Regions from separate parts of the Homo sapiens genome. Here regions 1, 2 and 3 are each linked to region 4. A link is a loop called in an ENCODE intact Hi-C map of the cell type or tissue named here. Cell type or tissue: dorsolateral prefrontal cortex. All regions are shown on one strand. Each heading gives the region's core, and the rest is flanking DNA. Links, peaks and the distances in the headings are about the cores only.

The links. A loop is a pair of places that touch in the nucleus more often than their neighbours do. Peaks named below come from ENCODE experiments on the same cell type or tissue, not always from the same donor. Only the 100,000 strongest peaks of a DNase experiment are listed, where the experiment ranks them.
Region 1: it touches region 4 in a loop (11-fold over the local background); 87 of 110 quality-filtered maps call a loop at or near these places.
Region 2: a loop joins it to region 4, with 7 times the contacts of the local background. A loop is called at or near these places in 78 of 110 quality-filtered maps.
Region 3: it touches region 4 in a loop (5-fold over the local background); 5 of 110 quality-filtered maps call a loop at or near these places.

The regions. Positions count from the first base shown.
Region 1 is chr4:22,385,017-22,393,137 of GRCh38, forward strand. ADGRA3 (adhesion G protein-coupled receptor A3) reads right to left here. Exons shown (of 19, transcript NM_145290.4): 17 at 7,529-7,674; 18 at 4,072-4,167; 19 at 2,360-3,931. The coding sequence ends at 2,689. Among named protein-coding and RNA genes, the nearest start is that of MIR12115, 130 kb to the right of the region's middle. RefSeq lists an enhancer at 277-1,476. In dorsolateral prefrontal cortex, for the core only: a CTCF peak has its summit at 4,417 (motif pointing left); a DNase peak (open chromatin) is centred at 4,435.
Region 2 is chr4:22,686,180-22,694,300 of GRCh38, forward strand. It overlaps the pseudogene GBA3. Among named protein-coding and RNA genes, the nearest start is that of ADGRA3, 170 kb to the left of the region's middle. In dorsolateral prefrontal cortex, for the core only: CTCF peaks have their summits at 4,734 (motif pointing left) and 4,934; no DNase peak of the experiment used is centred there.
Region 3 is chr4:21,945,564-21,953,684 of GRCh38, forward strand. KCNIP4 (potassium voltage-gated channel interacting protein 4) reads right to left here and starts at 3,209. Exons shown (of 9, transcript NM_025221.6): 1 at 3,008-3,209. The coding sequence starts at 3,068. RefSeq lists enhancers at 3,156-3,656, 3,657-4,157. In dorsolateral prefrontal cortex, for the core only: no CTCF peak of the experiment used is centred there; DNase peaks (open chromatin) are centred at 3,018, 3,538 and 3,648; H3K4me3 peaks cover 2,859 bases; H3K27ac peaks cover 2,564 bases; H3K27me3 peaks cover 1,632 bases.
Region 4 is chr4:21,784,602-21,792,722 of GRCh38, forward strand. The region is part of intron 1 of KCNIP4 (potassium voltage-gated channel interacting protein 4); the gene reads right to left. Among named protein-coding and RNA genes, the nearest start is that of KCNIP4-IT1, 65 kb to the right of the region's middle. In dorsolateral prefrontal cortex, for the core only: CTCF peaks have their summits at 4,828 (motif pointing right), 5,027, 6,012 (motif pointing right) and 6,217; a DNase peak (open chromatin) is centred at 4,850; H3K27ac peaks cover 1,309 bases.

The sequences.
Region 1 (8,121 bases), core at 1,427-6,426, 600 kb after region 4:
CCTGAAATATTAATATACATGTACGTTAGTATATAAATCTAGTCACAAAAATAGTCATACACAAATCTAATTTCTAACTGTTACCTAAAAAGCAGGTTAGTATATAACATTATATATGTAATCTGTAGATATAATGTTTACATTAAGAAAACAACTTTTGGCTGGGCTCAATGGCTCGTATCTATAATCTCAACAGTTTGGGAAGCAAGGGTTGGAGGATCACTTGAGGCCAGGAGTTTGAGACCAGTCAGGGCAACACAGTGAGACCCATCTCTACAAAAATAAAAAGAAAAACAGCCGGGCTACTGGCTTGTTCTTGTAGTTCCAGCTACTCAGGAGGCTGAGGTGGGAGGATGGCTTGACCCCAAGAGCTCGAGGTTACAGTGAACTATGATCCCCACTGCACTTCAGCCTGGGCAACAGAGTGAGACCTCAACTCTAAAAACAAAACAAAACAAAACAAAACAACTGTCATGAAATAAAAGAATCATAACTGTTTCCTTAAGCAGAATATAACCAACTATACCTTATTATGAAACTAAAACTCAAAACAACTAAGATAAGAATAAAGTCTGATACAATTTTATAGATAATAAACACCGTAAAAGCAATGAAATGTGTTGCCAAGCACGGCGGCCTCAGCATTGGCAAACATGGTTCTAGCCGTGGGCATGGTATAACCTGCCAGCATGTCCAGCAAGCCAGAAATTCTTTGGATCTTAGTTGTCAAATTTTTTAAATTAGGAAAATGATCATGCTGATCTCTAAGAAAACTGAAACATCTGTTAGCAGTTTACAATTCTATGAAAAATAGAGAATCTCAGCTATAAATCATAAACGACAAAGGTGGGAGGAATACAATATATTACTCACTTCCTATATACAAATATCAAAACTCTAATTGAAATACTAAGGATGAGTAAGTGATCGCTCATCACTCTCCACGCTATGAGTAACAAAATCCCCTTGAACATTTTTAGCAGAATCTCCATCTTCTTCCAAGTGTTTGATTTCTTTTCCAGTCCTTCCCCACCGCCAGCACCTGTTCTGTTACCTAAAATAAGGCATGTTTAAATGAATAAATGCTTGCTGAATGGGCAACATCTTCCAGGAAGGAAAATTCCTCACTTCCTATGCAGAGGCAGGAAAAAGAAGAACAAGAAAGTTATCTCCCTAGGTACAGCTGACCAGCAGGTCAAACAGGTTAAACACCGAGCAAACAAAAAAATAGTGATAAATAAGAATTATTCACTCCATTTCTTATTAGCTTATCTTTGTCATTTCCAAACACCATCTTGTACATAATATATCAATTTACCAGGAGACCATAAACCAGGAAATATAGCCAAATCTATCCACTGGCTGCTTTATTTCCCCCACCATAAAATAACATCTCTAAAACTCAAACCTAAAAGGCTTAAGTAGAACTATCGGTTTTATTATTGTCAAGCAAAATAACATTTCTAATGCAGTAACCCAGTGAAAAGTGAACATTTACACTAGAATGGGTAATCTCAGGATGGCTCAGAGAATTGTTCTCTGTACATAAGCAGTTAATCTCTCAGAATTTGAAGTTTATTAAGCTAAACGGCTTGATTCTTTTTTGCATTTCTCGAATATGTACTTTTGAATCCAATCTGATTCAAACCTTTAGACTTCCGCTGAAAAGAGATCAAAGTTGTGTCAATTTTGCAGACATTGTCTTGCATACGAGAGAACTGAGAACCACAGTGAGACTCAGGACAGGAGATGGGTTAGACTGCAGTGTAGCAAAGACCAGTGAGCGAGAACTTTTGCAGTAGAGCTGTTTTTAGAATTCCGGAATGGGATTTAATCAGTACTTCAGCATGAATCTAAGGAACTTTATCTGTTTAAGTACAAAATAAAAGTCAACATAAGAGCCAATATTGAAGAATGTGAACCTTAAGTGGTAGCTCTTCATTTGCATTCAAGAATAACTTTCGTGCAGCAATCACCCCCACCTGGCCACACCAAAAAGAGTAAGAAACTTAAGACCGAATATAAAGCAATGAAAAGGCCACGACCATGTTGAAAATAGTATTAATAGGATCCAAGGAATAACGCAAAAGTAAGGCAACGTAGGAAGTTTTTTAGGCATTTCCATTTTCAAAAAACATCCTGAGAGATCCTTTTAAAACCTGGTAATATTTAAAACTAGACTTATAAAATACAGCAACCCAAAAATCACTTTGATTTATGTGCCAAAATCAATACACTTAACCATGCAATATATATATATAACTGACTTATGTGTAACTCTAATTAAAATACCCCAAACCACTAATTTCATTAAAATAGAACTAAATGCTTATATTGTAAAATATAAAAATAACAGATCGACACAATAACAAACACCTATTTATTATATTAAATACAAGCCTGAAATATTAAGTACAAATTACAGATTCCAAGAAATTACATTTCACATCCCAAAATGTCCTGTTGGTGCTTTGACAACTAAAACAATGTTTTAGAAAGATTTTGTTTCAGATCCTAAAAAATAGCAACAATTTGGGGATAAAAATAAGTAAAATCCAAAACTTCAAAGTTTATTCCAAATTCTTTTGAATCCCTATGGTGGCTGTAAACAGTTTTTAAATGCTCATAGCTTCAAGGAATGTGAGTATCACAGTTTATATGAATTTCTGCCTAGGAAGCCCAGCAATGTTACACAGTAGTTTCGTGTTTCCATAATCCAGTCCTAACATTGCCAGTGCTATCGGTACCGAGCAAGGGTCCCTCCTGCCCATTGCTTTTAATTGGTCCATTCTGAATGGCCAAGTTGAGGCCATAAGATTTTTGCTGATTTTCAAGTTCAACCACAGCTGGCTTCCTTAACGCATCTTTTTTACTAGTGGTTGAAACTGGCTTTTCAAAATTTCTGCTACTTTTGGGAAGTGTGCTACAAGCATCGCTGCTGTCTTGCTGGGGTGGGTTGTACTGTCTCTCTCTGTAGGCTAAATAAGCTCTTCGGCTCCTCGAGTGTCCTTCGTTATTGCCCAGCCGGCTTTTAGGTAAGCCGTTCTGCACGCTTCCTTCCACGCTCGTTGGGACATCGTAGGCATATTCTCTCAGGACTGTGAGTCGGCTTGCCCGGTGTCCTTTACTTCTGTTTTTATGGTGGCGGCTTGAGTGCACATTTGTTCGAAACTGAACTTCTAAAGGCGCCACGTGCATTTTAATATCATTGTCCATTGAATGTTCTGTCAGACTATTATCAAGCTGAGGGGTGGAGTTCAAAGGTAAAGAATTGGCATGGCACTGAGCTGCAGCCGCCTGCAAGTTTGTTAATTTGCAGCCCTGGGAGGAATTTTTGAAGCTTGAAGCACTTTTGTTTGTGCATGAAGACTCCGCACTGCTATTGGGGCATTTGGGTGCCTCTCCATTCGTCCCATTAGAGTTGGGGGGCTGGACGTTGACTTGCACTGAATACGAGCTCCGTCCTGGGCAGCAAGTCATGATCCACGCAAGTCTAACATCCTCCCTATTAACACAATGGTGGACCACGAAGAACGCACTGAAGCTTAAACTTGTGGCTCCAAAAACGAAGCTAAAAACCAAGTCCAAAGGGTAATACAAAGAAACAGCCAAAGCCCCAAACATCCACAGTGCAACATATAAGAGCAAAGTAAGGCTGGCCCCCAAGAGCTGAGAATGAAAAGTGTGCTCATTTTCCAAGGCTGATGTAGAAATCAGAGACAAAGACATTGAATCCTGATGATTTATTTCGCCATTTTCATTGGCTGCCAATCTCTGTTGCTCCTCCGTGGGCTCCTTAAGCTCATATTTGCGCTCAGGGTGTCTTTTCAACTGAATAAATATGCTCAGAAAGTACATGCAGTTTACAAAAGTGATGAAGCTGGCTGGCCCATAGAAGGCTCCCAAGGAGGGTTCCCATGCCATCCAGCAACTGGAAAAGAAAATGGTAAACCAGATCGATGCTACATGTTTCAACAAATTATCTACGAAATTGCAATCACCTGTAATGCCTAGAAAATACTTAAAAGAGAAACAACTGGGTCAAGTACACAGAGAATATAAAATACTCACTAGGGTGCGTTTGGCCGACTGCCGTAATTCTTAATGTTCGCTGCTGCAGTTATGCCGCAAACAATGATGGGGATACCACCACCAATCAGGTAAAATCTAGAAGGAGGAATCACAGGAAAAACCACTCATCATTCCATTTCTTAACATGTATCTCTCATAATGTCTCAGTACTTCAAAAGTCATTCCCTGAAGATTAATTATTATCTTTATTCCAATAATAAGCTGAGAGTTAAGTTGGGAGGCTGATTTATTAGCAGTAATGTGTTTTTATTTTGTTTTTTAGATTTCTTGTTTTAAAGCACAAGGTCTAGTAAGTTTCTGAGTAGAGGAAAGCTGATCGGCTTCTGCCACCTTGTGGACAGGCAAAGTAACACTCTGAGCCTGCTGGTAGGATTTCAGCTTACTTACTCTTACTTTTTTTTTTTTTTGTAGCAGGAACTGGCTTCTTTTAGATTCAGCCGGTGAACTGAAAAGTGCCTTAGTTCACACAAGAAATGTAATGACATATTAATTACTGACTAATGTTCAGCTCAACCTGCATGTCCCAGGACTGCCCACTGCTGTGTATCTCATCGCCAGTCCACTGAGATTAAGGTAAGGAAGGTATCTGGATCCCAGCAGCTTCACAGAGTGCAGAGGCCCTACCTGACCCCTTTTCCAAAGAGAGGTGGGGACAGCAAGGGAAATGATGGTGCAATAAAAACTGATTGAAACAGAGCAGTGACTGGTCCTACAAAGAAAAACTCTGTGCTCATCTCTGAGCTCCTTGATCTCTCTGAAAATAAATTTCCATTCTGGGTAAGTCAGAATCTTAATTTTGCGTTTGCTCCTTCCTGAGACATGGCCCCAAATCTTGCACTGGGTGGATAAAGGCAATATCTCTGATACATTTGTCCATATATTGTTTCTTCCTTGTACCTAGTTACTAAAATCCTTTAACATGATGTTAGTACTGCTGAAAACTAATTACCCTATAAAACTATAATTCTGCCTTCTATTCCACAGATTAGAGAGATGCCAATAATACGTGACCTTCCCCTTCTTCCTGCTGTACTAATTCACATCTGCTTCTTACCTGAAAAGAAAGTATTATTTCCAAAATTAATCTTGGGTCCTATCACCCTCTCTGTCTTCTTTCAACGCCCCCTACCCCCGTTCTTGTTATCAAATAACCCTATTTTGCATCTTTAAAATCTTCTCTATTGCTTATTTCTAGCATGCTTCTCTACTGCTTATATATATATATATATAAAATACATATTATATATATATAATACGTATTATATATATATAATACGTATTATATATATATATAAAATACGTATTATATATATATAATACGTATTATATATATATATAAAATACGTATTATATATATATTCAAGTTTCCCCATCTTCTAAAACTTTCCTTGAACTACCACTTCTTTTCTCTCTTCCTTCTGCCAACGCTGGTACCACCACTTTCTCGCCTTTATCACCTTATTGTCAGCTGTACCCACTCACCACCATGATGCTAAAAATGTCCTCTCTGGGGTCAGAAGAATCTCACTGGCAAATCTCGTGTCCCACCCTCCAGGTAGGCAGCAGTGTTGCTCAGGCTTCCATAAGCTCAAGGATATGGGGGAAGCAGGGCTAGAGGGCGGAGCTTGAGCTGTCTAATGCAAAGAGGATACTTGTGTGTCATTTGGGGACTGCAGAGAGTTTGAAGCACCAGCTGCCTTTTCCTTAACTCTTTATCTTTCTTCTCAGAACCTTATAGGAATGAACAGCTGCTTAAGGTTAAGATTCCCAAGTTTCTAAGCCAAACACCATCATCTCTCATTTCTCTTAATAGAAGTGAGGGAGGTGTCAAATCTCATCCTACAACATAACTCTGGGGCCACGGAGCACCCCTGCTGCTCCTTGTCAAACACAGAACCACTCTCCCACAAATCATCCATGTTCTCGGGTGTTCTCTTTCTGCAGCCAAAAATCCAGTGACTTTTTCCACGGCCCATCTATTAAACATTAATAAGGTCCAAGTATCGTTCTTTTCTTAACTAACTTCTCCCTGGGAGTTCCTATTCATTATCATGGCTTCAGTGACCACATAAGGAAATGTCTCCTGCTCCTCCTAGACAATCTCTAGCTTGTCCTCTCTGCTGAGCCCTGGACTTCTAAAAAATGTAAACATTCCACAAGAAAGTACTGAGGAGCCTGCCACCCCATTTCCCCTCTCCATGTCTCCCCCGCCCACCTGCCATTTCTGCTTTTCCTATCTTATTTCTCAGTTGATGGAAACACCCTCCGTCAAGGCACGCTAGCTAGCTAGAATAGACAACTTGCAGCCATCTTCAAATTTCTCTCCCTCACACAACTCTCTTAAATCCAGCTGGACATCAATCCTAGAGAAACTGCCTCAAGCCTCTCAAACTTGTGTCCTCTTCTGTGTTCTCCCTGACACTGTTCTGGTCTTCATGGGGGCTGCCCTAATAACCTCAGCAGAATTCCTTGTTCTTAGGAATTCTGATTTATACTCCATACTAGAGCCATAGCTATCCTTCTAAAATGACACCATGTCAGGCCACTCCCTTAGTTAAAAATCTTCAGTGGCTGCCCACATTTTAAATAGGACACACAAAGGCCTCAAAGCCAACTTTCATCCTGAATTCCTGCTACTTGACACCAAACATCTGAGGCTCCAGCCAAACTGCATTCCTCAAGGTTTCCTCAGCTCACTCTTCACTTCTACACTTTGTCATGATCACAGTAAAGTTCACGCCAGTGGTCCAGCATTTCCTAACAACCCCCCGCCCCCAAAATTAATGGCTTCTTTCTTTACATTTTCAAAGAACCTATCTCCACTATGCTTCTCACACAGCGCAGTCAGTGCTCATGCCTTTCTCCTCCTGCAGACTATAAACTCCCAAAGGGCAAGGGAGTCTTCTGTAAATCCCTGGCCCAGGGCCAGTGACATATCAGGCATTCAACAAGCTTGGTCATCACTGATAGATTTTATTCATCCAGCATGATAATCCATTTACCACTTTTCATATTATAATGGATAGGAAAAACACACAAGTCTTCTTGTCCTTTGCATAGAATAATTAAACTGATACATACTTGAGTATGACATAAGACCTCAAGGAAATAAAAACAGCTGACAGTTTCATAGAGCCGATTATATGGCCAATCCCCTCTTAAGTGCTTTGCCCATTTACTCATTTATTCCTCACAACTCGAGGATGGGAGAATCAGCCCCACTTTTGAGATGATCTTGGAAGGCTCAGAGAGGGTACAGAAGTTGTCTGAGGACTCGCAGCGGGAAGGATGCCTGAGCCATTTTCAAAACCAGGCAGTCCTGCATACAAGTCCGTTCTTTTACTTCCCAAAATTCACTCAGCAATTTTGTTATAATTTATGATTATGCTTCAATGAAAGCAAACAAAACAATTAATACAACAAAGATATGAGATACCTGAGCATTGGTCTTGGTGGAGGTGGTGGTTCATCAGGATCCTGGCATCTTTTAGCTTTTTTAGTGACTTGTTTGTAGATATTTCGAGCTGTCACTCCTACCCATAGTACTGTGGCAAGGGTGGAATAGTGAAGAATTATCCCAACCTACAAGGAAGATCAAAGAATAAATAAAAGAAAAAAAATGTTCCTACTAAGGCTTACCTCAAAATTGGTAAGTAACTCAGAAGTCTGATTTGAAAGCAGCAGGAAGGCCTATCCTAATAATCAACTCTGTTGCCTGCTAAGGCAACACTGTGTTCTAATAGACATGTGACAGGGAATCACAATCCTCAAATACACAAACCAACAATTGGCTCTAGGAAGCCCACAAACTACCATTTATACCAAAGACGACCCTTAATACAGGACAGAACTGGCTCCCAGACATTAAACCAAAAGTGTGTTTTTCATAGATGTGACATTATACATTAGAGTTCATTTTCTTTTTTTTTTTTTTTTGGGACAGAGCCTCGCTCTGTCACCCAGGATAGAGTGCTGCAGTGTGATCTCGGCTCACTGCAACCTCTGCCTCCTGGGTTCAAGTGATTCTCC
Region 2 (8,121 bases), core at 2,107-7,106, 900 kb after region 4:
GAGTTAGCTTGTTTCAAGGGAGAGTTTTTTTATTGGGAAGATGACCTAACTGGCTAAGTCCAAGTTTGTGGAAACAACATATCTGAGGAATCCGAATCAGATCAATGAAATAGAGTTTCTAGCAGCTGCACTGTGAATAACGTCCTGAAAGATGCTGCTGCTGGAACTCGATTCCACAGCTATGGGTGTTTGTTGGAAGGCACCCAAAAGGGATTCCAAGGGCCCTGCCTCTACTGACTGCCGTTTATTCTTAAAGCACTAGGCTCAACAGTTGAGCTTTGTGTGGTATTGAGTGGGTTTTATGATTACTTGTTTGCCATTGTTAGTGTCAGCCTGTCAACACCTTGAAGGGCAGAGCATTTTTGTTTGTTTTGAAAATTACTCAATAGCAAATCCTTAATTATACAGCAGTATGGCTTTTTGAAAGGTTGAGTGATGTACTGCTGTTGTTTTAGATTTCTTTCATGCTAAATCTTATGAGGTGCATAGCCTTCAATAACTAAATGCAAATAATGCAATCGAATCCCACTTGAGCCTGCCATTAATTATCTCACATTTATCTTCATTTCCAGGCTGGTGATATGGGCCAGCATTCAAGACAACTAGAAAAAATATCCAGTAAAGGTTTTGAAGTTCCTTTATGTGCAGGGATTTATGATACACAGACACGTGTGAACCATACACACATACATGCATGTATACACACATACATGCATGTATGCACACATCTGCTTTCACATCTACACACATCTACATCTGCATAATACCACATGCATGGCTAGATGTAACACATGCACATATCAATGTGTCACACATATTTACACATATATGCACACTCACATGTTTACTGTATTTGAAATTTTTGGTTGCAAGTAACAGGAAACAAACTCAAAGACACCTAAACCATAAAAGGAATCCATAATTTCACAAAGGTTATTTCATTCCCTCTTTCCTCTATATGCCAAGGTTGATCCTCTATGTTTGTGAAATGGCTGCTAAAAACTTCCGTATTGAGGTGTAGCAGGAAGAGTATGTCTTTCTGGATAGCTTCTTTGGAAAAGTGAGGAAGCTTTTTTCTTAGAAATCTTAACAGACCTTCTCTCATTTTTTATTGTTGGAATTGGGTTTCAAGCCCATCACTAATTTAATCCCTGTAACCAATGAGATGAAATATGAATATGGCCTTAAATGAATCCCTGGAGCTGACAAGTTATTACGTGGGGCCCAGGGTCAGATTTTCCAGAAACATTTAGGCTGCATAGGGTAAAAGGCAGATACCCAATGGAAAATCAAATTCTGTTACCAAAAGGTAGGTCGTCCAAGTCCTGGGTGGCTCATGTTAGTAAATGTTCCTACCCCTGGCTCCTGCACACGTACACACACACAACACGGCTGTCAGAATTTCCACAACCAAAGACGCCCTTTATTACTGAATTACTTTCTACACCTCATGTTTTGACAGATTCTGTCTACTAAGAAACTGAGAGCAATATGGTAACTAATTCATTTTTGCATTTTCATGCCTGAGAAGCTGGTATTACCACAATGAGTTTATGTAATTCCAGTCAATATTAAAGCAATACAATTGATGTTTAGGTAGCCTGGGAGACCTTATAGGAAGTAAATGTACAGTAGTAATTAGAATTATTGAAATCTTAAAAATAGCAGATTACTTGCAGGAGTCGGCGGCCTTTTTGAGAAGCAATTTTGTAAAATTTGCCTTCTGAGGTCAAAATTTGGCTAGACCTTTCTTGGTAAATGCAGGAAATCATGATGAATAATCCATTGCACCAACCACTGCAAGTAGATGTACCCTTTGCACCTGCCCCTTCTTCACGTTCCCTTCCACTTCCTTTCTTCTCCAATGACATAGTATCACTGAAGAGGCTCTCCTCTGGAAGAAAACACTTTGAAGTCATTTAACTATGTTAAAAAAAAAAAAAAAAAGCTCAAGGAAGCAGTTTGTTTTCAGAGAGTGTATTTATCAGCAACTCTCCACTCTCAGTAGTTTAGAAAAATAAAAGTTTATTTCTTATTTACACTGTAGTTTAAAGTGGATTGTTCACAGGCTGTTATGTGGCTCTGCTCCATGCTGTGATACAGAGAACCAGGCTCCTTCCGTCTGAGAATTCCTAGGGTCTTAGAGTCTTCCAGTGGAGCCTGTATATCCAGCCAGTGGATGAAAGAAGAATGATGATACATGGCTGAAACATGAATGATTATGCAGGCAGATTGTAGTGTCCCAGCCTGGCAGTGGTACACATTACTTCTGCCTACATTCCACTGGCCAGGACACATAGTAATGTGGTCACAACCATTTGCAAAGTTGCTGAAAAATGTAGTCAAAAAGTGTGGCAAGATGGAAGGGGAAACAAGGGCGGCTAGAACACACAGGCATCTTTGCTACAGATAGACTAACGTTCATTTAGAATCTTTTTCTCCTACACAGGTATGCAGGAGCATTTTGAATGCCAGAGTTTTTGAATCTCAGCAATTCAAGTTGGGAGGGTCAAGATCATGACTAATAGGGCTGAATTCTTACTAAAGAACAGCTTGTTTTACAGTTAACAAATAAAGTTTTGTGCAAGATTTTTTTTTTCCTTTTTACCTAGAGGTCCCTGAATTTACAGTTTCTTCATGATATGGTTTGGCTCTGTGTTCCTACCCAAATCTCATGTTGAATTATGATCTTCAGTGTTGGAGGAGGGGCCTGGTGGAAGTTGATTAAATCATGGGGGTGGATTTCTGCCTTGCTGTTCTCATGATAGTGAGTGAGTTCTCATGAGATCTGGTTGTTTAAAAGTGTGTAGTCTCACGCCTGTAATCCCAGCATTTTGAGAGGCTGAGGCGGGCGGATCATGAGTTCAAGAGTTCCAGACCAGCCCGACCAACATGGTGAAACCCCGTCTCTACTAAAAATACAAAAATTAGTTGGGTGTGGTGATGCATGCCTGTAATCCCAGCTACTCAGACGGTTGAGGCAGGAGAATCACTTGAACCTGGGAGGCGGAGGTTGCAGTGAGCCGGCATTGCGCCACTGCACTCCAGCCTGGGTGACAGAGCGAGACTCCGTCTCAAGGAAAAAAAAAAGTGTGTAGTCCCCCTTCACTTGCACTCTCCTCCTGTCACATGAAGACATGCTTACTTCCCCTTCATCCTTCTGCCATGACTGAGGCCTCCCAGCCCTGCTTCCTGTATAGCCTGTGGAACTGTGAGTCAATCTAACGCCTTTCCTTCATAAATTACCTAGTCTCAGGTAGTTCTTTACAGCAGTGTGAGGACTGATTAATATACTTAGCAGTCCCAGGACTTCTAGAAAGAGCACACCTGTAGACAAAACTATAATGCAAGTAACTTATGTTTGCTTGGGGAGTAGACAGAGGTTGGTGACACTCGTGAATAAAAAGGTTTGTTGTGCTGTTCTGAGGCAGTACCTTCAGAAGGTGGCAGGACGTCAGAGGAACTACTGTGGCTGTGATGAGCGGCAGTTGAACATAGAACCTCAGAGCTTCACCCCTGGAGAAGGCTTGAGTCCCTAGAATCAGTGGACTTGAAGAGACCATAGTAGACCTGGAGAGTGGGCATCTTGGCATTAACTGGTACAGACCAACACTGGGAGGTAGGGGAATAGAAACACAGGTATTACAAAGAATTTTGGTTTTCATAAGACCCAAATTTTCTTGTATGGCCCTAAAATGAAGCAGAGGGGGCCCAAATACAGTAATGACAAATTAAATTACCAGCCAATCTTCCTGGATGGGACCATGAAGTCAGACTACTTTTTGTATACAGAAAAATCTAAAATACAATAATTCTTTCTTACCTGAGATGATGGCTGCAAATTCATGCCTTAGAGCCATTTGGGCCCTAGTGCAGGGCAGATGAGTGAAATGAGTTCTCAGAAACGTGAGAAAGATACAGAGGGGTGCTGGGTTGCAATGGAAGGTCTTAGGGGAGGGGTGGAAAGTGAGTTCAAGGAGGGCTACAGTTACGAAAATGTGTTCTGTGGACTCCTAGAGGTCCTCAAGACCCACTTGGGTGTACACCAGGTCAAAACTTTTTATAATGATGCTACGATATGATTTGCCTTTTCCACTCTTGTCTGTATTCTTCTGTGAGTGTACAGTGGAGTTTTCTAGAGACAACAAATTGAATAAGACGCAGATAGGAACATTAGCTGTCTTCTATTAAACCAGGCATGCAAAGAGATTTGTAAAAATCTTAAACAGTGACACTCTTCTCACTAAATATTTTTGTTTGTTTGTTTGGGGTTATATGGTTATTTTTCATAAAATAAGTAACTTCTGTTAACATGCTCTTCATTGCTGTTTGAAGTCAACGATAAATGTTTTTTTAAAATCTCAGTTTTAATTTCTAATACAGCAAATATATTTAATATAAAATATAACCCACATGAAAGAAAAAAAGTTCTTTAGGAACCACAATTATTTTTAAGAGTGTAAAGAGATCCTGACACCAAAAAGCTTGAGAATGTTGGATTAGAACAACAACCCAATCAATGTTGAGAGAAATTAATTCTGCCACTTGTGGACTAATAACTTCAGAGTATGTGAAGCACTGAGAAGATAGATTGTTTCTTCTGGAGAAGTATCTTTAGAAGAGCAGTAGTAATTAGCCAGGGGCGACTGGTGTAGACAGCCATTAGTGAAATAACTGAATTTTAATACCACTTTATACTGCAACTTGCAAACCTAAAAAAATTGCAATACTGCCATCTAGCGTTCTATCGTGAAAACATTTCGATATTTATTTTTTCTCTCAATTTACAATTGCTTCAGAACTGAATGACAACATAAGCCAAATTTAATAGTTTGCCATGCATTTGTTAGGTTATTTCACCAAACATGTACCTTTAAATATCTTCAGTGTCTTTTCCAATTTCTTTCTGTATATAATCTCTTCTTAGAGTTAGGATAACTGGAGAAGGTAGGATTTCAACCTACTTATACCTTGTTTCAAACTTTATGTTCCTGTCATTACACAATGTAGAATGATTTAATGGCAATGTAGAGAAACCGAGTAAGTAACTTTCCTCACTTCGGTTATACATACCTCCTCTCTTTCCATAGTCTTTTTTTTTTTTTTTTTTTTTTTTTGAGATGGAGTCTCATTCTGTTGCCCAGGGTGGAATGCAATGGTGCAATCTCAGCTCACTGAAACCTCTGCCTCCTGGGTTCAAGCGATTCTCCTGCCTCAGCCTCCCGAGTAGCTGGGATTACAGGCGCCTGCCACCATGCCCGGCTAATTTTTGTATTTTTAGTAGATACAGGGTTTCACCACATTGGCCAGGCTGGTCTCGAACGCCTGGCCTCAAGTGATCCGCCCGCCTTGGCCTCCCAATCCATAGTCATTTTTTTTTAAATAAACTTTTTATTTTGGATCAATTTTAGATTTACACAGAAGCTTCAAAGATAGTACAGGGAGTTCCCATGGCCCCTCATCCAGTTTCCCCTACTGTTAACATGTACATTTCTGTGGAAACCCATACCCACTGGGTTCCTGGCACAATGGACAGAAGTTCCACACCAATGAACATGACTGAAATTTCAGAAACAGAAACTTGGGGGTCAGAGAGGGTGGGCTGGGGAAATAAAAAAGTTTACATATAAAAGAACAGGACTTGTATTCTCATCAAACTTGTCAGTAGCCACACCAGAAGCTAGAAAATCAGGAACCAATGCCTTCAAAATTCTGAGTGAAAATTATTTTCATCATAAAATCCTGTACAAAACTGCATATTAAGAGCAATGTTAGACTAAAGACAATTCCAGAGCAACTACAGAGTTTTGAAATATTTATGTCCCATGCCCCCTTTATCAGACAGTTATTTGAGGATGTGCTTCTCTAAAGCGGGAAAAGAAACAGAAAGACCAGGGGAGAGGTGAAGGAGCCTCTCTGAATGATGTGAAGGAGATCGTGGGTCAAAGCTCTGTGGTGTCCTAAAAAATAAACAGTGCAGAATGGAGCAGGAAGACAGAGTTGTTTGAACAACTCAGAGATGTATTCTTCTGTCAGAGTGTTTGGGGATGAATTAGTAATAGGTGTAAAGAAGATGAAATAAACATAAAGATCAGGCAGTGGATTAACCCTAGAGAAAATTAAAAGTTGCATGGAAGCATGGTATGTATACTATATGGCTCAGCTTTGAGCCATACAGACTCATAGAAATATAAATATTGAATTCATTTAAATGAAAAGGTAATTTTATCATGTTGGCCAGATGGGAGAAGGTGGAAGAGAAGGAGGGAGGAGGAACAGAGAGAGAGAGTGCTAGATCCTCTGCCCTATACCCAGAAGTCAATAATTATCTAAAATTGAAAAAAATAAGCAGCAACACCCTATTATTTACACAATATGGGATTAAATATCAGAAGAAATGGTTAAAAGTGGTTACCTCTACAGAGTACGGATCAGGAATTGGGATGAATGAACTAAGGGAAAATTCTAGTAGGATGATAATGACTTTTTAAAACAATGTTCATGTTACTTTAAAAGGCAAAACATCAGGTAAATGGGTGCCCTGCCAAATCAGGGACTTAGCACCCAGGGTTATCAACTCTGTTAAGAATCAGGGAGTGCTGGGGGAAGAAAGTATAAATGATGGCCTTGTACAAAGTATCTTGGATTCTTATCAAGGCTGTGGCAGTCAAGTGTCCTTTGCCCCTGCTTCCTTGTTGTTTGCATAAATATTTGTATTCTGAGGCTTCATTCTAGGGTGAGAGCTCATTTTCTGTTTGCACAATTGCCTGGCTCCTCTGGCCAAAGGGTGCTCTGCTTCTGGCAGCTGAAGATCCCAGTAGACAGCTTCTTAAACCATGGCTTTCCCTGCAGGATTTGGATGGGCGGCAGCCACTGCAGCTTATCAAGTAGAAGGTAGGGGACACTCTCTCCCCTTCACTGGGGTGGGAGTGCTTTATTTCTGGTGTGTCCTGTGTACCTGAGGAAGATGGTGGGGTAAGGAGGCAAAAAGAAAAGCAAAGAATTGAACAGACCACAATGTTATCAATGAATTTGTTTCCCTTTTCAAACATGTCAGGGGTGGGGGCTCACATTCTCTTGTCTCTTTAGGCACAAGGAAGGGTGGAGGGATGAAGAGGTGAAAACCAAGCTGTGGCTGGATTTTCAGTCAGTCCAAACTCAGCTGAGACATCAGTTTACATTGGACCAGCTGCTTTTATAATTGATTTTTAGAATCCATTTGCCCCAACTCCTCTACAAAGGAGAATCATTTTTTTCTATTGGCTGGAAGAATATTGGGTCGATTTTTTCAAAGAGCCCTTCATTAATTGGGAAAAGTTCCCTGTTCTATTCTTAGTGAGCGCCAAGCCAAGCCTAATCTTGTATGCCACCATATTTCCTGGGGCAGCTGAGAAGTAAATAGAAGCAAATGGTAAAGAGCACCCAGAGTGCCTGTGGAGCCCAAGTTCTGATCCTCATCCTACCACACACAAGTGTGTGAATTCTTTGTCCTCCTTGAGTCTCAGTTTCTTCATCTGTGAAATAGGAAGATGAGCTTTACTTTTCTAAAACACGTATGTCCCCCCTTCCCCTCCACAAAGGGAGTTAGAGATTGTTAATAGCTACCATGGAGAAAATATTTATTTGGTCAAATAAGTATATGAAACCCTGGATTAAACAAAGCAAAGTGAGTTATTGTGGTAGCTTCCTAGGATTGCCATAATAAAATATCATAAACTGTGGGGCTTAAACAACATAAATTTATCCTCTTACGGTTCTAGAAGCCAGAATTGGCCACTGGAGGATGTAATTAGCCAAGTTAAGATGAGATCATACTGGAGTAGGGCAGATATGCAATCCAATATGACCGGTGTCCTAAAAAGAAGGAAATTTGGACACTGAGAAATTTGGAAATTTGAAAGAAGAAAAATTGGACAAAGAGACAAGGAGAACACCGTGTGTGAGAGAGAGATTGGAATGTTACAGTAAGCTAAGGAGCAATAGTCGCCACTAAAAATTAGAAAGAGGCAAGAGGGATTTTACCTAGAGACTTGGGGGTCCATGAGCCTGCTGACACCTTGATTTTGGAACTCCAGCCTCTAGAACTGTGAGAGAATACATTTCTGTTGTTCAAGGCTTTCA
Region 3 (8,121 bases), core at 1,626-6,625, 160 kb after region 4:
TTTTTTTACTCTACTATTGAAACATACATTTTCCTCATTTTTAGTTGTAGATTACATCACATAACATCTGCCATCTCTAAGTTAGATGGCACAAATTAAGGACACCAATGAATAATTTTGTAGTTTTTTTTTTCCTCTGACCTTGTTTCTGATTCTCTTTCAAACATAGTTGAATTATCATCTCCCTCAGTCTCTCCACTGTTAGCAGGATTACGTTCTGATTTTATAGCAGGAGTGCAAAATATGGGATTAGACAATGAAATGAAAAATGTATTTTGGTCAGGCTTTGGGTTTAACATGGAAGCTGGCAGGGCAAAAGTGAGCACTCTAATTTGTAAGAAACCTTCTCTACTTGTATGTACTTATGCACAACTCACCCATTTTCTGTCCTCTCTGGCATTAACAATGTCAATTACAGTGATTTACAGGTGGTGTTCATCAGTTAGCATACTAGATGCGTTTACTTGTTGAGAAGAGAGTACGGAACGAACTTTTTAAACTAAATTATTATAAAGTTTCAGAATTGCAACTCGACTCTGTTCTGTCATTTCCAACATTTCCTCTCTACTTTCCATTCATGTAGTTTCATCCTTTGCCTTTCAGCAAACCATTTTTCACAGTGTTCTATCTCTAAGTCAGGTCATAAAATACATACACGTACGCACACAGACTCACACTTCTCTAATTCTTGATTTCTCTATCATCCACCTACATTTCTCTCAGTTAGATCTTCCAGTTAAATTTTGCTTAGATTCCAGCTAAATCATCTTATAAACCTCCATTCCAGAGATATATATTCAAGGAAAAACTGTATCATAGTACAAGATAGTTTGGGAGTTATATAAATAGCCTACTTATTGGAAAGAGAACAAGAGATCGGGACTATTATTTTAAAACAAAAATGGAAGACAGAGTTTAAGCCTTTAAAAATCATCCCTTCTCATCCCAGGATTAGTAAAGACCATCCTATATCTGATCACAAGTAAGCAAAGTACTTATGCATATGTTTGGTGAAAATAGTATTACATATTTGGGGATCATTCTCTAATATTAGCTTTGAAGCAATATCAACAAGAATAAAAAAGATAATCCAAACTATTTTTTTCTTTATTCTTCTCATCATATGACAACTAACTAAAAATTTGTGAATACAATTCAAGAAACAGGTGTCAAATCAATTCTCAGCCAGAAAACTCATCACTTTGGTCTCACCTTAGCCAAGGTATAAAACAACATATTTCTGTTCTCTAAATAAACAGTGAACACATGCTGATTCTGGAGATAGCAGTAAAAGGTTTGCTTTTTTAAATGTATAGTACTCCCCAGGTGTGACTTCATCTTCATTTCCCATTTATAGTGATTATGGCCACCCATGACCCTGTGCATAGTCTAGACATGCTGATTCAATCCCCATCCGGTTGATGGAAGAACAGGTACAGTCAAAGAGCTGTGGTCACTGAGGAGCCAAGCAATGCAAGCCATCCAGATCCTGAGACGACATTCCTGCCATCTGCTCCAGCCTTGAGTTCCCTGGGCTGCCGTGTGTGAATGTGTCTCTAATAGGACAGCGCTAGCCCTCTACCCTGTTTATTCTAAAGAACTGCAAAGACAGAGACCCTACGAACTCAACTCAACACCCCAAAACTACTCAGCCCTCTACATTAAACACGCCACTCAGGAAACATTTGATCTCTTAAAGATTGTAAGCATTTCTCACAAGAGATAATCTACTTATGCTTGGCTCGTAATGAGTGGGCATCTCCAGGCATAAGTGAAAACAGAACTAAACACAGTTACAAGTCAAATGTGGGGCTTTACAGGTGATGTTCATATTATTTTTTCCAGTCCAAAAGGATTAAGACTGTTCTCTTTAAAATTTCATATTCAAGTGAGACTAGTGTCCTCCCGGTTACGATGACCTTAACTATTGGAGTGAGGAAAAGAAAGGGAGGGTGTCCATTTCCATTTCTCATGGCCATAAATTCGAATGATTGACTCAAGTTGTTGAGGTGACTCCATTTCCCTGAGTACTAAAGAAGGCAGCAAGTGGAAACACCTCTTTGCTTGCAAGTTTACAGCCCTCGAGTCCAAGTTTTTCACCCTCTAAACCCAAACTATGCTATAGCCATATGTGACCCCTTAGCTTATGTAATCAGGGAGAGGTCCAGCCCTTTATCACTCTCATGTGCCCCAAAATCACTTCCATTCTCTTTCCGGCTCCTGTAAAATACTCTGTACACATCAAAACCACCTAATAACAAATCGATGCAACCCAAGACGCTTTGTGGAAGGGCATCGTCTCCTATTTCTCTATGGATCCCACCAAACAGCAAAACATTTCTCCCTGCTTTCGCAGAACGCACGTTTCTCTGAAAGCCAAGCTCCTAACACAGTGCCCGATACCTTAACAAGGCTGTACTGTATATAAATTATTTGCAAGTGTCACTGAGGACCATTTTCTCTGAACACACTAAACTGAAGCTAGCCATAAAACAAGCCATACGCTCCTGCTTTAGAATCTGACATGGGCAAGATGCCGCCAGTATATTACCAGGGGACAAAAATACAGTTGTAATGAAGAAACGTGTGGGGGCATGAAGGAAAAGTGGAAGGCGAGGATCAATACTATTTCAGCTCATTAATCCCCAGGTGTTAGGGGAAGGAAGCGTGCGGTCTGGAGTCATCTGGCAGATGCATAAACAACCTCGGAAATTTTCAGAGAAGGCAAAAGTACGCACAGGATCGCAGGGGACCCTGCCACCGGCGAGTTTCAAACACACTTCAAACATCTTTTCTTCCCCGACCTGGATCTTGCATGCACCCCCCTCTCCTTTGCACCCCATTCCTGCCGCTCCCACCTCCCCTTCCCAGTCCCGCCAGGTGACTGTGTCTCATGCAGCGAAGGCAACAAGCGTCCCCAGCCGAGGAAGGGAAGGGGCAGCCGTCTTGGCTCGCGAGGGAAGGAGGGCGGAAGCGGGCGCCCGCTCGCAAGCTTATTGCATCCTACCGCCTGTAGAGCTGGCCTCCTCCAGCTGAGCCGAAATGCTTTCCACCCTCCTCACATTCATGTCTAGGGACGCAGGGTGCAGAAGCGAGACTCGAGAGTCCACCGGCCAGGGGCGTCTGTCCACGGGTCTGCACGGGAGCGCACCGCCGCTCGGCCCGGGGGCGTCCGTGGCGCTGGGAGCGAGAGCTTCGGCGGCGGCTGCGGGCAGGGCGCGCGGAGCGGGCTGCAGGTGCGGGCGGAGGCCGGCGGGGGGCGCCGGGGGCGCTGCGCGGCCCTTGGCGGCGGGGGCGCGCGGGGTGGCGGGGGAGGCCGAGGCGCCGGCAGCTTCGCGCCGGCGGCTGGAAGCGGGCGGGCTGCACGGGCGGCTCGAGTGCGGGGACCCCAGCCCCTCGCCCTCGTGAGCGCCGCCCCTGCCACCTGCTGCCAAGTCACCGGACTGGGGATGCGGGGGGCGGGGTGCGGGGAGAGGAAAGCGCCGCGGGTGGCACGGTGCCTCTGGCGACAGAGTAGATGGACCCGAAAGAGACCCGAGGTGACTTCGGGCTGGGCAGGACACCCCCGGGAGTTGCCAGCGGCTCTCAGCGGGCGCCTCTAGGACCCCTTGTCACTGCGAGCAGCGCCTGCTCTGGGGAGGGGCTCGAAGGCGCCGCGCCTTCTCAACGCGCCGCTGCGTCCCCCAGGGGCTCCAACTTGGACAGCTAGACTGGAAATACTGCTGCACAAAGTTAGGCTGAGTTCGAAGGACACCAGAGAGGAAGCGCAAGGAGATGCCCTTCTCCGGAGCCGGGCAGAGCGCCAGAACTCCTAGACGGGAAACTTTCCCCCATTGAAGCTAGAACCGGTCATGCGACTCGGCTAAGTGTGGGGAAACACTGGCTCTAGACTCCAGGTGAACATCGCAGGGCCGAGGTGCAGAATACCACCTTGGAGAGAGGGGGTGGCATAGACTGGTGGCATTTTGGAGAAGCATCCATGTGGGGGGTTTCATTTGAGATCTCCCAGGCAGGTCAACCAGGAGGTATCGCTCACCACCCGCAAGGTCATTTGCCCTTCTAAAGCACAGTAAGGCCGGGAATAGTTGGGAAGGTAAAGAGAAACCAATAGACCACTTGTGGCCATGGTTACTGTTTGAGAAGTCAAAATTAAAATGCAGATTTCTGTGTCCCCAAGAGTCAAGTGCATGAAGCCTCTCTTTTCAGAAGAAAGGTCAAGTTGACCCGTTCTCCAGGCAAACTGAATTAAAATTCCCTCTCACTCTCAGCTGCAAGGTCAGTTGGCCATGACTTGGGTGGAAGCCATTTCTAAGTGTTTGTGAAACTATTTGCCTTCCCTATGGCTGCTGGATTATTTATACACACTGTCACCAAGTGAAATCTTCCCCCTTTCTCCAAGTAGGTCTCAATTGACACCTTATTGCCCTTCTCCCCACCCCCAAACGCACGAGCGATTTACTTAGTCCTTTGAGCCCTTGTAGCATGTATTTGTATATTTCTTGAGAGCCTTTTACTCTTTTAGTTCATTGTTAAGGAGACAGATGCTGACACCCCATTGTCTGGGTTCAAATCCTAGTTCCACTACTTCATAATCCTGTGGCCTGGTACAAATATCAGCTATAACTGGTACCTACATTATTGTTTTGTTGTGAGGATTTAAGAAAATCAATAGATGCAAAGGGCTTAGAGCCGTGACTGGCATGTAGCAATCACTGTATAAAGACAGGCAACCCTGATTCTTGAAGTTGAGAACAATGTTATATTGACAAAGCAATTAGAAAAGTTCCTTGCACATAGTTGGTCTTCACTAAACATTTGTTTTTTCATTATTCAGCAAACATCTAGTAACTACTGTGTACAAGACACAATTATAGGCACTGGGATACCACAGTGAATACAACAAAGACCCTCAGTTATTGGCTGACTATCTAGAAGGCAGAGAGACTGACAATAAATCAAGGAATCAGAAGTGATCTGCTAGGGAGATCACTTTTATATAGGGGGTCCATAAGGGCTTTATGAAAGAGGCAACATTTAATTGGAATCCTGATGAAAGCGAGGAGCTAGCCATGGGCATCTCAAGGGAAAAAGAACTTCCAAGCAGAGAGAAGAGCAAGAGCTAACATAAGAATAGCATGTTTGCAGGGCAGCCAGGAGGTTGACAGGGCTGAAGTACATTGAGAGAAGGAAAGGGTAACAGGAGAGAGAGTCAGAGAGGATGGGATCATGTGCAGTGTAAATGTTTATTGAATTTTGTCTGCATACTTTTACAGCCAATGCATTCTTCCCACTTGCCAGCTTCCTCATAACAAGTCTTCTCGCTGCCCATTCTATCAGATTCAATCATTCGATTCTGTCGCGTGCCACCTTCTCCCTCTTCTGCAGACTTCTCCTAGCAAACTTCCAACTTACTGACCAACTACTTCTTTCTCTTTTTCTGTAGCTAACACTCTTTCCAGAAACCACCCACAACTTTGAATCACTAATACTTGTCCAACTCCAAATTTTGTCTTCTATATGATGACTTCTAAAGCTACCTGAGCATGCTGGTTTGGATTCTGCAGCCTGGGTTGGAATTCCAGTTCCAACTGTGAACAAGCTGTATGTTTGAGGACTAATAACCTCCCTCAGTTTTCTCACTCTAAAATGAAGAAAATAATAGTGTCAGCCGGGCAAGGTGGCTCATGCCTGTAATCCCAGCACTTTGGGAGGCCGAGGTGAGCGGATCACCTGAGGTCAGGAGTTCGAGACCAGCCTGGCCAACATGGTGAAACCCCAACTCTACTAATAATACAAAAATTAGCCAGGTGTGGTGATGCATGCCTGTAATCCCAGCTACTCAAGAGGCTGAGGCAGGAGAATCACTTGAACCTGGGAGGCGGAGGTTGCAGTAAGCCGAGATCATGCCATTGCACTCCAGCCTGGGTAACAGAGCAAGACTCTGTCTCAAAAAAAAAAAGTAAAGAAAAGAATAGTGTCTACTTAACTATTGGGAAAGATTATATGAGGCAGCATATGTAAAGTGTTTAGGATGGCCCCTGGCACATAGAGTCAGTAAGAGCTGCCATCGTAATAGTTATCACCATTATCATCATCATATTTTGTCATGGTGAACTCAAAGAAGAAATGGCACCACTATATTCTACAACAGGTCTAAGCAACCTTCCCTCACAGTGTGGGAAGTAATACACAACCCCTTTCTCATCTCCAAAATATGCAGAACATTTTGTTGGACCAAACTATCTTTCAAATCTTATCCAAAGAATATCTGCCCATGGTGGCCCTACTAAACGTTTACCCCTTAACTAATTATAAAGAAGGCAACAAAATCGTGTAAAGTAGACACTGTGCTGAAGAAGTTTGTAATATATTAACATATAAATATTGTATTATATAATATAATCAATATATAATATTAATATATTAATATATTTCCAAAATATTTGTATGGGAGTTTAGCTACTACAAATCCCAAGTCCAGACCTTTTTACTCGGATTCTTAGTCATTGCCAAACATCACAGAATAATTATCTTTTTACTGCCACATTTACCGCCATTTTTGATATTTGGGACCGAAAGTCCAGGATTTCTCTGTCTTGCTTGTACCATCTCCTTATTGGCTCTTTAAGTACTTCAACTAGTTAAAGAGAAGAGCTTCATAGGCCACAGCATGCTGTGCCAGCTTCTTATTACTCCTCCGAGGCTGTAGCAACCCTAGCCCGTCTTCCCAACCTCAAGACACATGCACAAAGATTGCCACCTTCTCTGACTAACCCTAGATTACTTTCTGTATAGCACGGATGTGTATTTTTCCCTCAAGGAACCATATTCAAAATTGAGTGCAGAAATAGGAAACTCACCATGTGCCAGCCATGAATCTCAGACTTTATGAACATTATTTCATTTAATCTTTACAAAGCACTGGGAGATAAGCACTGTTATTATCTCTACTTAACTAGTGAAGAAATTAAGCCTCAGAGAAGGGAACTGGTTTGCCAGTTTTATAATAGTAATCAGTATATCTGGGCTTTGAACCCAACCGTCTGACTCAAGAGCCCCCATATTTAATTACTACAGTGTACTGTCACCCTGCACTAGAATTTCGATGCTCTAGACTCTGACATTTCCTAGTTCTGTGTCCTCCGGAAAGTCACTGATCATGTCTAAGCTTCAGTTCCTCTTCTGTAAAAAGGGGAATTTCTGCTTCACAAGGTCATTGTCAGGATCAAGTCAGGGAATGAAAGTGAAAGCTATATATAAACCATGGAATGTTGTAGAAGCATCCAGGATTACTTTTATTATTTCCTGATTTTTTATTGCTTATTACCTTTACTGCTTTGTCTTCTCTGAAAGCCCCTTACATTTTGGCACAATTCTCCCTGGCTCACCAGAACTCAGGCAGTAACAGTAAAACTTCTATTATTTCATAATTGCTGAGCACTTACACTATGCACCTATGCACTGTGTTAAAAACTCTATGTCATTGTATGAATTAATTCTAAGAAAAATCATCATATATACTTATTCTTACCCTGATTTTAAAATGAGACTGAGACTCAGAGAGGTTAAGTAGCCCAAGGACAGCCAGCTGTGAAGAGGTGCAGCTGCGATTTGAACTCACGTTCATCTGATTAAAACACTAGAGCTTTCAATTGCTTCTTGATTGTTCTTAAACTTTAACATGCATAAGAATCATCTAAACAGATTAAAAACTCCTCTGCTCCAGCCTGTGGATGGATTCACTGAGTTTGGTGGGGAGATCTTAGAATGTAATTTATTTTGTAATTAATAGACTTTTAGAGCACTTTTTGGTTTTTTTTAAACAAATTTATTAAAGTATAAATGACATACAATAAACCGCACATAAAGTGTACAATTTAATAAGATTTGACATACAGATACATTCAAGTAACTACAGCACAGTTAAGATAATGAACACATCCTCCACTCACTGAAATTTCATTGATCCCTTTTGTAATCCTTTCCTTTTGACTTTTTGGTTTTCAAAAGAAAAAATGAGCATACAGAGTTCCCATGTACCCTCTCTCCAGTAACCCCTCCTCGAGTTTTCCCTGTTGTTAACATCTGGTATTAGTGTGGTACATTTTTACAATTGAGCCA
Region 4 (8,121 bases), core at 2,135-7,134:
AAAATAAATATAAGTCGATGTCAAAAACCCCAAAGGTGTTATCATGAAGCCAAACATTTTATCCTCAAAGATATATCTTTATTTGGAACATTCTGACGAAAATCCAACTAGGTCAAATAAAAATGCAGAATTTACCATCAAAGAGTACACCTCCTGGCTCCTTCACACAGCATTTTTATTTATCTTATCATGATCATGTCCTAAATTTAGTTTCTTTCTACTCTTTACCAGAGTAAATTTGATCACACTATATTTGATTCAATGTTGAGTTGACATTACTTAAATATTTTCAAAACCTTCATGACCAAGTGTCATTTCTTGCATGCAAACAGTCTTTTAAGCTAAAATAGCTGATGTACAGCAGAAATTAAATTGTCCTTAAACTATGAAGTTATATTACTGGCTGTCCCCACTCTCACCCATCCCTTGCAGTCAATAGCTGGTTTAAACTACACGTACAGCAGTAAAGATTGGTTACTTTGGTCCATTAAGAATAGCGGTTTTTCACACACACTATTTATCAGAATCACTCAGACCTCATCCCCCGAAATTATTTTTGTAGTAGCTTTATGGACATATAACTCACATACCACAGAATTCACCCATTTAAAGTATCCAATTCAATCCATGTTAGTATATTTAAAGGTTTGTGCAGCTATCACAATTAATTTTAGAACATTTATATCACTTCGAAAAAAAAAAAACTTGGCTGGCCACAGTGGTTCACACCTGTAATCCCAGCACTTTGTGAGGCCAAGGGAGGCTGATCACTTGAGGTCAGGAGTTTGAGACCAGCCTGGTCAACATGGTGAAACCCTGCCTCTACTAAAAATACAAAAAATTAGCCAGGTGTGGTGGCGCATGTCTGTAATCCCAGTTACTTGGAAGGCTGAGGCAGGAGAATCACTTGAACCCAGGAGGCAGAGGTTGCAGTGAGCCGAGATTGCACCCCTGCACTCCAGCCTGGGTCAAAGAGTGAGATTCCATCTCAATAAATAAATAAATAAATAAATAAAATAAAAAAATAACCATGAGCTATTATCCCCAATCCTCCCTTTACCCAGCCCTAAGTATTCGCTAACCTATTCAGTTTCTATGAATTTGCCTCTCTATATTGAATCATACAAAATGTCACCTTTTGTGTCTAGTTTCTTTCACTTAGCACACATTTCATAACAGCACTTCATTCTATTTGTTGCAAACAATATTTCATTGTACGGATATGTCACATTTTATTTATCCATTCGTCAGTTGATGGACATTTGAATTGTTCCCACTTTTTGACTATTACAAATAATGCCACCATGACCATTCATGTACAGGTTTTGGTGTGGGCATATATTTTCACCTCTCTTTTTATTTGAGGGGCAGTCTCACTCTGTCGCCAGGCTGGAATGAGTGCAGTGGCACTATCTTGGCTCACTGCAACCTCCGCCTCTCGATTTCAAGCGATTCCCCTGCCTCAGCCACCCGTGTAGCTGGGACTACAGGCGTGCGCCACCACACCCAGCTAATTTTTGTATTTTCAGTAGAGATGGGGTTTCACCATATTGGCCAGGATGGTCTCGATCTGTTGACCTTGTGATCTGCCTGCCTTGGCCTCCCAAAGTGCTGGGATTACAGGCCTGAGCCACCATGCCCGGCCTCGCTTCTCTTAAATATATACCTAGAATTGAAATCTCTGGGTCATATGGTAACTACATGTTTAACCTTTTGAGATACTTGTCCAAGTGCTCTCCAAAGTGGCTGCATTTTACATTCCCACCAGCAGTGTAGGAAGATTCTTATCTCTCTCCATTTTTGCCAACACCTGTTATAATCTGATCAGTCATTTTATTATTGCCATACTGGCAAGTACTCCCAGAGAGTTTGGTTCAATTGGTGTAGCTGTTGTACCCAGGCTGTATGTTTATTTATTTATATGTTATTTGTCTACATTGAGTGATTTTAAACCAGCATAGAGAGTCACTCTTTTTTTTTTTTTGAGATGGAGTCTTGCTCTGTCTTCCAGGCTGGAGTGCAGTGGCCTGATCTCCTCTCATTGCAAGCTCCGCCTCCCGGGTTCATGCCATTCTCCTGCCTCAGCCTCCCGAGTAGCTGGGACTACAGGCACCCGCCACCATGCCCGGCTAATTTTTGTATTTTTAGTAGAGACGGGGTTTCATCGTGTTAGCCAGGATGGTCTCCATCTCCTGACCTCATGATCCGCCCGCCTCGGCCTCCCAAAGTGTGGGATTACATGCCTGAGCCACCGTGCCCCGCCGAGAGTAACTCTTTTAGCCTCTATCAGAAAGTACCTCATATGATCGAGAATAAAGGTTATGTCTCTAGCCTAAGAACTTGGAAACCATTTCTGCCAGGTGAAGGTAAACCAAATAAGCCAGTGATAAAACGAGATAAATATGTGTATAGACAGTTTGAGCATCCCTAATCTGAAAATCTAAAATCCAAAATGCTCCAAGATTTAAACCTTTTTGAACACCCGACATAACACCATGAGTGGAAAATTCCACACATAAGTACCTAATACAAACTTTGTTTCATGCACAAAATTATTTGAAAATGTTTAAATTTACCTTCAGGCTATGTGTACATGGTGCATATAAAACACGAATAAATTTCGTGTTTAGGCTTCGATTCCATTCCCAAGATTCTCATGATGCATATGCAATTATTCTCAAGTTTAAAAATCTGAAATCTGAAACACTTTTGGTCCCAAGCATTTCAGTTAGTTCTTCTTACTGGACTATAATCTACTGCATTCATTCCAGTTTGTCAAACTCCAGCTGAAACACCTCCTCCTCAATGAAGCCTGGTCTCTCCAACTAGGGTTAGATGCTCTCTCATTTATGCCCACACAGCAAAACTCAGTACACTCCAGATATTATACTAAATGCTCTTTGTCATTTATTTCTCACAACAACCCCATGAAGAAGTTATTATTATCCTAATTTTACATATAAGAAGCTGAAGTTCTAAACAATTAATTTACACATAGTCCTTGCACATGGCAGAGCCAAGATTTGTTCCTAGGGCTATTTGACTCCAAAGTCACTGATCTTCTCACTGATTTGCTTGCCTTCCCATTATAACGTTTCACACACAGCTGAAACCATATTGGGCAGATCTTGTATTTTAAAAACTAAATTTTTTTAAAAATCTGCATTTTTGCCTCCATCATTAATTGTTCCTTTTTTCTCTATGTGCTTATTCATTCAACATTAGACATTGATTCTCTGCTACACACTGGCATATAATTGTATATCGGTTCTTCCAGAGCTGACATTCTAGTGGGGGAAGCATATACCAATCAAATGTGCCATGGGAAAATTCCTTCAGATTATTTGTCTCTTGCTCCAGGTAGGAGCAAATGAATAAAAAGAAAAAAAAAAAGAGAGATGGCTTTGAAGGCAGGCCGCTTGATACATTTCCCAAAAGAAAATTAAACTCAAGTCCCAGAAGCCAACAGCAGGCCTTGTCAATTAAATTTCAACCAGAAGACATTCACTCTTTTGCAAGTAAACCACACTGGACATTTCAAAATTTGGGAGGTAAAGAAGAAGAAGTAGCCATATTATTTTCCACAGAGCAATTTCATATAAACTCAAGAGCAATGCTATTAGAGATTATTAAGCAATGGACAATATAAACAAGGAGTTGAGATTTTTATGGGAAATGAAAAATGAAAAAAAAAATTCTGGGATTAAAGACTTCCTTACTTGAAGGATATATTAACACATAGCTAAATGACAAAGTAAATGGTGCACAAGTTTCAGCATATTCATCAAAGATTCATAAACAAATGTTCTAATCAATTACTTTAACTTCTATGCTATGAATTATGAGGAATGCAAAGAAATCTCACCCCCAGCCTCTAACCTCATCTACAGCCTGGCTTGCAAGATGGAACAAGATGCATGCATTCTACAAACATTTACTCTGCCTCAGGCAGGTCACCAGGCATCTCAGATCCAAAGGGTAGCGGGCTAAGGCAGCTTCCACCCTCAAGAAATTTACAGTTGATGTGGAGAAAAATCCCTACAAATACTGATGTTTTAGTTCTTTAATGCAGAATAACTATAAAAATAGTTACCATTCCTTGAGCCCGACCTACATGAGCCCCTGACATATTCACAACAACCCATTAAGTAGATATGCTTATGTCATTGTCATTGTAAAAATAGTCTAGCTGGCCGGTTGTGGTGGCTCATAACTGTAATCCCACCACTTTGGGAGGCTGAGGTGGGCGGATCACGAGGTCAGGAGATCAAGACCATCCTGGACAACAAGGTGAAACCTCGTCTCTACTAAAAATACAACAATTAGCCAGGCGTGGCGGCGCGCGTCTGTAGTCTCAACTACTTGGGAGGCTGAGGCAGAAGGATTGCTTGAACCCGGGAGGCAGAGGCTGCAATGAGCTGAGATTGTGCCACTGCACTCCAGCCTGGGCAACAGAGCGAGATTCTGTCAAAAAAAAAAAAAAAAAAAAAGTCTAGCTGAGGTTCAAGGGAGGATATGTGTTTTGCCTCAAGCCACACAGCTGGTGCAGGTATTACAACTCACACTCAACAAATTCCAAAGTTCAAGGTTTCTTCTACCCGCCCTGGGTTTCATGCCACCTCCCACAGAGGATTTTAAGAAATCTTAGTTGTATAAATTTTCATTTACTTTGGGAATGATTGTGTCTTTCAAAGTTTAATTTAAAATGTAAGTAAATTTCAGGTGCAGCATTTCATCTCAGCTGACAATTTATCTCTAATAGAAGAGAGCTACTTCAAATTAGACAATGGAAACCTCTTTTGCTTTAGTCTGCAAAACCACCACTAGATGGCGGTACCTACACAGTTATTCTAAGGCCAGTAGGGAACATGGTCTCTTTTTCAGTAAGCAGTTGGCTTCACAAAAAGTAAGTACTTCTTTTAAAAATCTAAATTTCTGTATTATTATTAGATACAGCAACTGGGTCACAGAGGGGTGGAGGTTTAAGACTACGTAACATCTTTGCTACATCTGTGTGAAGAACAGGATGTGTCTTTCCTAGTTAGCTCATCGTCAAGACATTCAAAGTTTCTTATATCGTTTCCTAAAACAGCATAAACAAAAGATTTAATTTCTGTGTAGATTATTGTTTTTGTGCCAATAAAAGACAAGATATTTGTGCTTGCTCTTACAAAGAAGAAATCAAGGGAGGCAGAACCTTATGTTATTCCTTCTAGTTAAATAAACATGATGTCTAAGGCAACCCACCCAAGTTGGGCCTTCCAAACTATTACTTAAGAAAATGAACATCAGATTCAGTTTGCGTTTGTTTTAAAGGAAATTGATTTGAATAGGAACCCAGAACTGAAGTCCGGTTTCTTCCCATTTTCCATCTTCATATACATTTGACAGTAGGAAAAGCATGGAAATATTATTTTGGTTATGAAACTGCCATGAAAAGCTGCCTCAGCATGTCATTTAACGGAAAGAGCTCCAGGCAAAGCCATTATGTGGATGGGCAAATGAGAGGAGGCTGGGAAGAAACCACATACTGCTTGCGTGAGTATTAAGTTTAAGCCATGGAAAGAGAGAATGAGAGGCTAGAAGAAATAAAAATGATACAAACTAAGCACTGTGCTCTCATTTTCATAGGAAATAGCATCAGCCATTCAACAATCATTCCCTGATAAGTGTGTTCAATCCTTAAAACAATTTCGAAATTACTTACGATTAAAAACATATTTCATCAATGCTGGAAATCTAAGCAACCACTTTAATACGATACTCTACACACACTCATTGTATCTTGTGTTTAGAGTATGTTACAGAGTACACTCAAATTTCACATACACCAGAATAGGAGAGGAATTTCGGAGGCTTTAGAGGTGGGATTTACCTTTCCAAAACCTCACATTATGACAACTTATGTTCCACTTCTCAACTTTAAATTTTTTAAAAAATTAATTCCCAGGACAAGTTTTGTATTATATTTCTATTTGAATATGAAATAGAAAACACATTAAGAAAAAAAAAGAGAACTTTCAACCAGAAGAGGGCGCTATCCTCAAACTTAAAATTTCCACACTGTACTCATAAAGTACCTTTGCAATTCTGAAAGATGCTTCAGCATAATCCAGCTTAATCATTGCCTTATAATCTTAGAAAGAACCCTAACCATATCCTTGAAGGGTGGAATGACCGATTTGCACAATATTCTCATTTTCAATACTCAAAGTAGCCATTATAATTCCAAGTTAATGACAACAGAAGCTGAAAAGGTATCATTCTGTAGCATCACAATCTTCATAATTTGTAACTTTTAAAAATGCTTAACTCTTGCATTCATTCAACTGAAATGTGTGGCTCCTTTATTTGCCTGCGCACTCCACAAAAAAAAAAAAAAAAAAAAAAAAAAGTTATATCTTGGAATACATCATTTTACAAAGACTGCTATTTTTCTTGGTATCTTAGTTTAAGGGGCAATAACAGACTACTCTAGGCTGGGCAGTTTATTATCAACAGAAATGTATTCCTCACAGATCTGGAAGCTGGAAGTCTGAGGACAAATTGCCAGCATGTTTGGGTTCTGGTGAAGGCTCTCTTTGGGGCTGCAGCTGCTGACTTCTCATTGTATACTCACAAGGCTGGAGAATGGGGCAAGCGAGCTCTGAGTTATTTTGTGTGTGTGAGGGCATTAATCTCATTCATGAGGGCTTCATCCTTATATCTGAGTCACCTCCCAAAGGCTCCACCTCCTGATACCATCAGGAGGTATTAGAGGTTAGGATTTCAACACAGGAATTGCGGGGCAGAAGGTAGAGGGGACATTCATTCTATAGCATTTGAGTAACTGGAAAATAAAGCAGACAAGTGAGAATTTGAAGAAGAAAAGGAGGAAGAATGGGAAGGGTGCTGCTTTTAGAAATTCCTGTTCACTGCAGAAAACAAGACAAAAACAAGAATTTATGTGGGCAGAGAAGATAAACACAACCGCGGGACTCACTCTGGTGAGTAAGATGTCTGTGTCCACACTCATCCTAACTGGAGGAAAGTTGACTGCTTTTTCCTACTTTTATGGCTTTGAGTAGGTTCCTTAACATACTTAGTATTTCCATTCCTCAGCTGTAGAAAGCAAACAATAATAAGAACTACCTCTCATGCCTGTAATCCCAGCACTTTGGGAGGCCGAGGTGGGCGGATCACCTGAGGTCAGGAGTTTGAGACCAGCCTGGCCAACATGGTGAAACCCCTTCTCTACTAAAAATACAAAAATTAGCCAGGTGTGGTAGTGCATGTCTGTAATCCCAGCTACTCGGGAGGCTGAGGCAGGAGAATCACTTGAACTCGGGAGGCGGAGGTTGCAGTGAGCCGAGATTGCACCGCTGTACTCCAGCCTGGTGACAGAATGAGACTCCGTCTCAAAAAAAAAAAAAAAAAAAAAAAAAAAAACCTACCTCATAGGCACTCTTCATCCCTACACTCTCTCTGTTTTTTTGAGACACTGCTTTCTGATTTTCGTGGTGGGAAGGGTTGGCTTGCTTAGTTGCTTATTTATCTCTCTTGTTTCTCTCTCTCAATAGACCCTAAGTTTCACAAGCACATAAACCGTATCTGTCTTATCCCCCTCCATTCCCAGTGTCTAGAATGTGGCAGGCCCACAACAAATTCTAGCTGAAGGAATCAGCAAGGAGATGTTATGGAGCTCTACCAAAATACTAACCCAGAACTTGAGACATGGTCAGTCATGAGAATTTCCACTACACTCTGCTTCTGTGATGTTAATTTTTATATTAACATATAAAATAATGGCATATATAGATTTTGAAGTGTGTGCTAATGGCATAAAATTGCCCTCATAAATAAATGAAGTCAAAACTTACTGATTTAAAGAAAACTATTAAGTAAATAATGGAACAGATGCTGTGTGTAAATGTCAATACGTGTGAAAGTGGTCATGGATAACAGAAGTTTGCAAAACTCACTAGATGGAGAATAAGCATAACAGAAGCCTGGCACCAAGAGTGAGGGTGGAGGTCGGAGGAAGTTTAAGGACTTGGTTTCACAGCTGGGCATTTTGGAGATGGCTGAGGCCAGCAGACAGAAAAGCCCAGACTTCCCACATTGAGACTGCACAGGGCTGCA